3 separate regions of the Homo sapiens genome follow, and all the other regions are linked to region 1. A link is a loop called in an ENCODE intact Hi-C map of the cell type or tissue named here. Cell type or tissue: A673. All regions are shown on one strand.

Region 1 (2,500 bases):
GGTTCTTATCTTATAGAATCCATTTCAGAACTAAATAGACCTAGGTATATAAGGATGAGGCAACAAAGATATTTCTTCCATTCTGTGACTTGGAATAGCCATACTCCACTCACATACAATGTGTTTTGGTTTGAAAATATGTTTTCAAAAATATGAATTACTAGACAGAACATGATAAAAGCTCTGTGTCTTCATATAGCTAGGCCAGTTTGAGAAATTATGTAAGTTTAGTAGCAGCAAAATGTTCACCAAGTATTCATTGGTTTAATATTTTTAGTAGCTTATTAAAAAAAGCTATTTCTATTTGTTTATTTGTGATGTTTGGGAAATAAACATGCTGATAATTCTTTCGTAAGATACTTTTTAAGATTGAGACCCCATGAGGTACCGAAAAAAGCATTCACTTCTCTCACACTTGAGGTCACAAATTTTTGCAAGTCAAAAATGTTGGCCATGCCAAAAACATCATGCTGCACACTACCAAATAAAAGAACACTGTTATTCTTACAAGGAAAGGTTTGACAAGACAGGAAATAGGCAGGGTCAGAGAGGTTTACTTAATACGGAGACTCATTTAACCATCATGAAGCCAAAATACAATGACAGTTAAAAAAAATAAACAAATAGCTGTTACACAAAACAAAACCCCAGGATACATGGTCTCTACTGGAACTGATTATTAGAGTTTTAGCAAATACAGGAAGTGGATAACCCCAGAGAACCCTCACAACATTTCTAGACGTCTTCTCCATTTACTTTTGTCACATGCGCTTTACTGAGATAATGAAGATTAAAACAGTTTTGATTTGTGGGTAGAAATTTGAACAAAGAAGGATTGATCTTAAAATGCTGCAAGTAACCTCATTAAAGGGCAATCATTTTAAAAGTCACATTCTCCTAAAAATGGGGAAGGAGGAGGAAGAAAAAAATGAAAGATAGGAAAAATCTAGCTGTTCATTACAATTTTCCATTTTTGTTTAAACACAGCAGGAGGGCAAAGCTGCTGGCTTCTCTGGTCCTTACAAATGCCAGGAGAGATTATACAAACCCTGCAACCACCCAAATCTTATTTAAAGTTAAAATCATTGTTCTCATCTAATGACTTTTGCCTGCTTTCACTCAAATATTGCAGCATTTTGTTTTCTGCCAGCTTGGACCCATTGAGAATTGTAGACTTATAATTGCAGATAAACTATGAAAAAACAAAAACAAAACAAAAAAACTACCTTTTACAAAAAAGCAAACATCAAGTGACATCTAGTGGTTGCTAGATACTATTTCCTAAGGCCTCTAGATAGCAGTATTTTCAACAACATATTGTCTTAATGTTGGTTATAATTTTTGTTTCCCACATACAGCCTCGGTCTTTTTTTAAGACAGAAACGCATCTGATAAAGATAGTAAAGTTGCCATTTTCTTTTCTCAAAGAAAAATTCTTTTTCTATTAGAATATAAATAAGGAAATAGCTATAACTCATGCTATCTGCATGCAAAAAAAGTTCGCAGTCTATCCCATATTAAACTTATTTGGGCAATTATCAACTGTCTAGATGCATCTTAAGAGAAGATGACATTTCAAATCCCAAATTCCTCTGTTTATCTATCATCTTTTGTTTTGTTTTGCTTTTTGAGACGGAGTTTTGCTCTTGTTGCCCAGGCTGGAGTGCAATAGCGCAATCTCAGCTTATTGCAACCTCCGCCTCCCTGGTTCAAGTGATTCTCCTGCCTCAGCTTCCCAAGTAGCTGGAATTACAGGCGCCCGCCACCATGCCTGGCTAATTTTTTTGTATTTTTAGCAGAGATGTGGTTTCACCATGTTAGCCAGGCTGGTCTTGAACTCTTGATCTCAGGTGATCCACCTGCCTCGGCCTCCCAAAGTGCTGGGATTATAGGCGTGAGCCACTGCGCCTGGCCTATCTATAATCTTAAAGGCATTATTAACTTGATAAAATTAAATTTAGTTCAATTGTTGTCCATATTTTTCTTTCCCCCACCTTGAGAACGCTACAGGGTAATTTTGCAAGAATCTAGGTCCACTTTTTACAATTTTTGCTAGTTACACCACAAGTTGTTAAAGAATAGTAACTTAAACAAGGCTACGTAGACATCAGCTGCAAACCTAATTGGGATTGGAATTGCTTAACAACGCTCCTTCAGTGATTTCATGTTTCTGAAAGGCGCCGTAGAAAATAAATGCCTTGCATTGATGTCTTGAAACTGCATTTGTGAAAGAGACAGAAAAGGAAATTATTGACTGAGAAATTGAAAGATGGTGTTTAAATTTAGTATTTTCTTTCCTTGCAAGGAAAGGAAACTTGGAAAATGCAACTGTAACCCAAAGGCCAGCTGTCTGGCTGTCCCCAAGTCTTCCAGTCTTCCAGAGTCACTCTTCATTTTAATAACAGCACACACACACACACACACACACACACACACACAGACACACACACTACTATATAAAACTCCCATCTGACTTCTATGGAAGAACTAGCATCCCTTC
Region 2 (2,500 bases), 440 kb before region 1:
CCAAAGCAAACTTTTCTTTATAAAGCTGTCCCAGAAAATAATTCAGAAGCTCTTGTATTAACTCACTCATAATGTAACAATATGACTTTGCAAAAATGCTTTTCACCTAAGTCTCTATACTTGTGATTGCACAGTTGGATATTACAGAGATATAGTTCTTTTTTTTTTTTTTTGAGATGGAGTCTCGCTCTGTTGCCCATGCTGGAGTGCAATCACGGGATCTTGGCTGACGCTGCCTCCCGGGTTCAAGCGATTCTCCTGCCTCAGCCTCCCAAGTAGCTGGGATTAGAGGCATGCACCACCATGCCTGGCTAATTTTTTTTGTATTTTTAGTAGAGACAGGGTTTTGCCATGTTGGCCAGGCTGGTCTTGAACTCCTGACTTCAGGTGATCCAACTGCCTCGGCCTCCCAAAGTGCTGTGATTACAGGTGTGAGCCACTGCACCCAGCCCCAGATAAAGGTCTTTTTGTAATAGGCATGCTTGTTATAAGCCTCTCAGTTGTTGGTAAAGCCACAGCTTAAACAAGATTGCCATTTTGGACTCTCACAGTCAGCTGGAGTAGACATGTACTTTCTGCAGTGTCACCAGAAGTAGCTCTGTGATTGTTGTTGGTTCCAGATAGTAAAATTATCTATTTATGTGTGTATATATTCTGGAGCTGGTGATTTGGGGCAGAAATACTTGGTAATCTATGATATCAAGATAATATTTGCTGATGATGGATCATTTAGTGTTGACGGGTCATTTAGTGATGACATATTTGAAAATGATCTTGAGTAGAAAGGTAGATGGTTTAGGTAGCAGGTGGCAGATAGAAACTTGCACTTGGCAATACTGACTTGGTTTTTATAGTGGTACTTCTCTAATAGAATAATAAAGCTCCATTGAGCTCAGCATCATGTATTTTAGAGGCAAGGTTTCCATTGCATAGCCTTTCTTCCACTTTTTAACTGCCTTGTTTGATGTAATTGCGGAAGCATTTTGATATTTTGTTTCCACTAGAGGGAGTTGTAAAGCTAGTATTTGTTTACATTTAGCGTGTATCCATGAAAGCATTATTTAATAATTCATATTTGAAAATATCAGAATCTTTTTAGAAGCGTACTAAGAGGTCACCTGTTCAAAGGGAATATGACCGTTAGGTATTCCATTTGCTACCCTTTCTCTTGGGAGAAGATTATTGTATGGTTTGTAACTTGAGGCCTCTTGCCTTCATGAATATTGAGGATTATAGGCTCTGAAGATAATCTGTTTAGTTAATTTAAGTTGAAAATCCTAACAAAAGGTTTACATGTTCTCTGTTTTACATTTGCCCCTGAATGTAGGCTTTTGTATGTTCTACATGGGTTATTGCAAAGTGTTTTGTTAACAAAGTTCTTTGAGTAAAATGCTCTCTTTTTTTTTCTTTTTAAGAAAGAAACATGAAGTAGAAAAGGAGGGGAGTTTATAGAATGATTCTGAATTTATTTCAACTGAAGCCTTAGAGTGGCAAATTATCTTTCTTACAGGGAAGGTATCTGTTAAATTTTTAAACTCGGTTAATACACAGTAATATCCTGTTGAGATTGCTGCTTGCTGCCAAAAAGCAGTCTGATGAATTTTAAATTAATGAGTGGTATTAAATCTTATCACTTATAAGGATTGTTATTTCTGTTCTTGAATCTGTATTTGGAAGTTTGATAGATCTTTAATGAGGAAAATTTATAGTTTCTAAATTTCTGTATTTGGTAACATGCATATCTAGATACGGCAATTTTGTGTTTTATTGCACAAGGTTAGTGACCAAAGGGCAATTTGACAATGTATATGAGGAGGGCACACTTTGATCCTGGGAAATGGAAACACTGGAGGTGGAATTTTGTTCCTGAATGGCCTTATTTAGGAGGACTTCATTTAGCTTTTCTCTGCCCTGAAACTTACAGAAGCCAGGGAATATGACCCAGCTATGCCAAAGAACTTGATGGATAAATTTTTTGAAGATCAATTTTAAAATGTTAGCATATATGTAAAATATCTTGCAAGACTCTGAATACTATAGGGATGATTTTGCTAGTTGATGTTTATGTATGTATCCAGAAGCATTTTGATTAGCTGATTGCTTATACTCAAATTAATTTTTCTCTGTGGATGCCAATTTTGTGGTGTCACAAAGCTACAATAACTGCTGAATTATTATGTAGTTTTTTGTTTTTGTGCGGGGAAAACAATGTACTCTTCAGATGTCCCTGTCAAGGCGCCCCTGAATTTTAAGGCTATGTACTTGAACCTTACTGAAGGTTTACAAGAAAATATTCTTTCTGTTCAGGAGTCTTTACTTAATGTAAGTATAAAAGATTTGTTTTATTTTTCCTTGTGTAACATGTGGGGGTAGTCTTTTTCCTTAAAGCAGTGATGCATAATTCTAGACAACAAGTGGTGCTACTTTTAAAAGACCTCATAGATGCAACTTTTTTCTCTAGTGCATTTGTGTCTTTGTAGAATTGCTTTGCTACCTTTCA
Region 3 (2,500 bases), 500 kb before region 1:
GCTTTGTAACAAGATTAAAAGAGATCCCTTCTCACTAAAAGTAAGAATAGATTATCTCTGTTATTCTAGCACTATAAAGAGCTTTGAATTAATTAATTGAAATCAAAATAATAAACATCAATAAACTTCTCAGATTTGTTTCAACCCCAGATCCTTTACATATCAGTTAAAAAAAAAAACACAGCAAGAACAAAGAGCAAAATAAGAATCAAATGTCTCTTGTAGGAATTCCTGTCAGTTGGTTTGCAATGTAAATAGATAGGCTTCAGCTAAACTGTGGTTAGAGTGGAACACGGTGGGACCCAAGGATTTGGTTGTTCTAAGGCACAGAAAGTCTGCAATGAAAGCTGAACCCTTTCAGGCCTGTCAGACCTCACCAAGTGTGGAATGCAGTGATGCCTCTGGCTCACACAATTCATGCCGGAGAAACAAAACTCTTGGGTACTTTAAAATGCATTTTCCTCTGGTATGTCACTTTGTGTATCAACAAATACTAGGTTTGGAGATCTCCTTTTATGAGGTAGTCTAGGGTAGCAAAGGAGAGGGTGTTACCAGGAGGCCTTGATGCTGAATTTTTCCCAGGATAGCACTTCTGTCTTAGTGCTATCATTTTATTGACATGTAATGAACCTAACAAAACTGTGTGAGTTGTCAGTTGAATCAGTTCAATCCAAATAGACTTGATTTATTCTTGTTTTTTTTTTTTTTTTTAGTAAGAAACTTTCCCTGATTCCAATTTGGAAGAAAAGTCTGTTTGTTTGTCTTGCCCTGTTTCAATTTTAAAAACAATTCCATGTTTATATAAATCTACCCACTTGCCACATATGGTTCTAATATTTCTGTGTTAATCCCATGTACTCCTCCAGATCTGTGCAGACAAGATAGCTGGCCATAGCTCTCTTATTTTTTTTTTCATTTTGGTTTAATAAACTGGGACAGGCCCTATACCCGAAGAACAATATTTAAATTTTATCTGGGCAAAACTTTCCAAAATGGAACAATCAAAGTGTGCTGGAGATACTCAAGAATACTTTGTATTTTTATGATCTTATGACAAAAATATCTTACATTTAGGAAGTTCATATATTGTTATTATCATTATTTTTATCACTGGAGGAGACACAAAAGCATCACCCTTGGCACTTTCTATTGGCTTACCCCGTTTTGTCTACAGAAAGCTAAACAACTCAACCATCTGACTGCTCCCATCCAAATGTTTAACATCACTTAAGCACAGCTATAAACTGAAAACATGAATGCAAAGTTTTTCAGGATGATTTGCTTGGTTCTGATCCCCTTGCATCCCTTACAGTATTTGAATTTTCGCCCAGCCTCTTGAGGATTCTTTTTTCCTTCACAGTGAGGAGGTGCATATTGATAGCCATGCCGAGGAGAGAGAAGATCATGAATATTACAATGAAATTCCAGGGAAGCAGCCACCAGTAGGTGGTGTTTCAGATATGCGGATCAAAGTTCAAGCCACGGAACAAATGGCTTACTGCCCCATACAGTGTGAAAAGTTGTGCTATTTGGTATGTAATGTTTTATTGTTGTTGGAACCAGCAATGCAATTCTGCCCTTATCACTAGAGCATTTACTTTGAGGATTTCCAAATGCTAGTTTAGAGAAAGTCCTGTCTTCCTCAAATACAGAGCCAGAGAATGAATAACTGTCAGAGGCTACACTAGATCATTTTTACTCCTAATCCCCCAATTGTAGCCTCAGCAGATGATCTCATATCTCACTTCACTGGGAAGACTGAGGCGATCCAACATGTTATCCTCAGCTTCACCCCTCCACAGCTCTAAGTCTGCCCATGTTCTCCTTGCTTCTCTTCCTTAGCAACTATCTCCAAAGCTAATCTTTTCCCTGTGCTTCTCATCCAAACCTCTCCTGCCAACTCTGTGTCCTAGTTCTGTCCAGTAACTTCTGTCTCAATCTTCACTCTTTCTCTATTGGTTCCTTCTGCCTGCAAAAAACTTGGACTCCCTCAACCCAACCTAATAATGTTCCACCTCCTTGTCATCTTCCTTTCACCCACAAACTTCTAGAAAGCATTGTCCCTGTCTTTGTGTTAACATGTGCACTATACTGGAAGATCTGAACTCTGCTTGACAATCTGATGGAAGTTACTTTTACAATGGTCACCAGTGGTTTAATTGCTAAATCTATTTCCTTCTTCAGTATTCTGTATCTCTTTATAATGTTTGACCCCTCTTCTTTTTTGTTGTTGTTATTTTTATAATTTCAACTTTTATTTTATTTTATTTTTGTTTTAGTTTTTTTCTTTCCACCTTTTATTTTAGGCTCAAGGGGTACATGTGTAGGTTTGTTAACAAGGGTAAATTGTTTATCATGGGGGTTTGGCATACAGATAATTTTGTCACCCAGGTAATCAGCATAGCACCTGGTAGCTAGTTTTTAAATCCTCACCCTCCTCCCACCCTTCACTCTCACATAGGCCCCAGTGTGTCTATTGTTCACTTCTTTGTGTACATGT

What was found. Peaks named below come from ENCODE experiments on the same cell type or tissue, not always from the same donor. Only the 100,000 strongest peaks of a DNase experiment are listed, where the experiment ranks them.
Region 2: it touches region 1 in a loop (7-fold over the local background); 68 of 110 quality-filtered maps call a loop at or near these places.
Region 3: it touches region 1 in a loop (8-fold over the local background); 23 of 110 quality-filtered maps call a loop at or near these places.

The regions. Positions count from the first base shown.
Region 1 is chr15:48,357,081-48,359,580 of GRCh38, reverse strand. No RefSeq gene overlaps it. Among named protein-coding and RNA genes, the nearest start is that of DUT-AS1, 26 kb to the right of the region's middle. In A673, CTCF peaks have their summits at 1,065 and 1,265 (motif pointing left); DNase peaks (open chromatin) are centred at 540 and 1,080; H3K4me3 peaks cover 884 bases; H3K27ac peaks cover 1,138 bases.
Region 2 is chr15:48,799,763-48,802,262 of GRCh38, reverse strand. The region is part of intron 2 of CEP152 (centrosomal protein 152); the gene reads left to right. Among named protein-coding and RNA genes, the nearest start is that of CEP152, 10 kb to the left of the region's middle. In A673, a CTCF peak has its summit at 1,011 (motif pointing right); a DNase peak (open chromatin) is centred at 992; H3K4me3 peaks cover 644 bases; H3K27ac peaks cover 606 bases.
Region 3 is chr15:48,854,985-48,857,484 of GRCh38, reverse strand. It overlaps SHC4 (SHC adaptor protein 4), which reads left to right. Exons shown (of 12, transcript NM_203349.4): 8 at 1,361-1,532. Among named protein-coding and RNA genes, the nearest start is that of EID1, 22 kb to the left of the region's middle. RefSeq lists a silencer at 1,639-1,933. In A673, CTCF peaks have their summits at 1,242 and 1,448; a DNase peak (open chromatin) is centred at 1,444.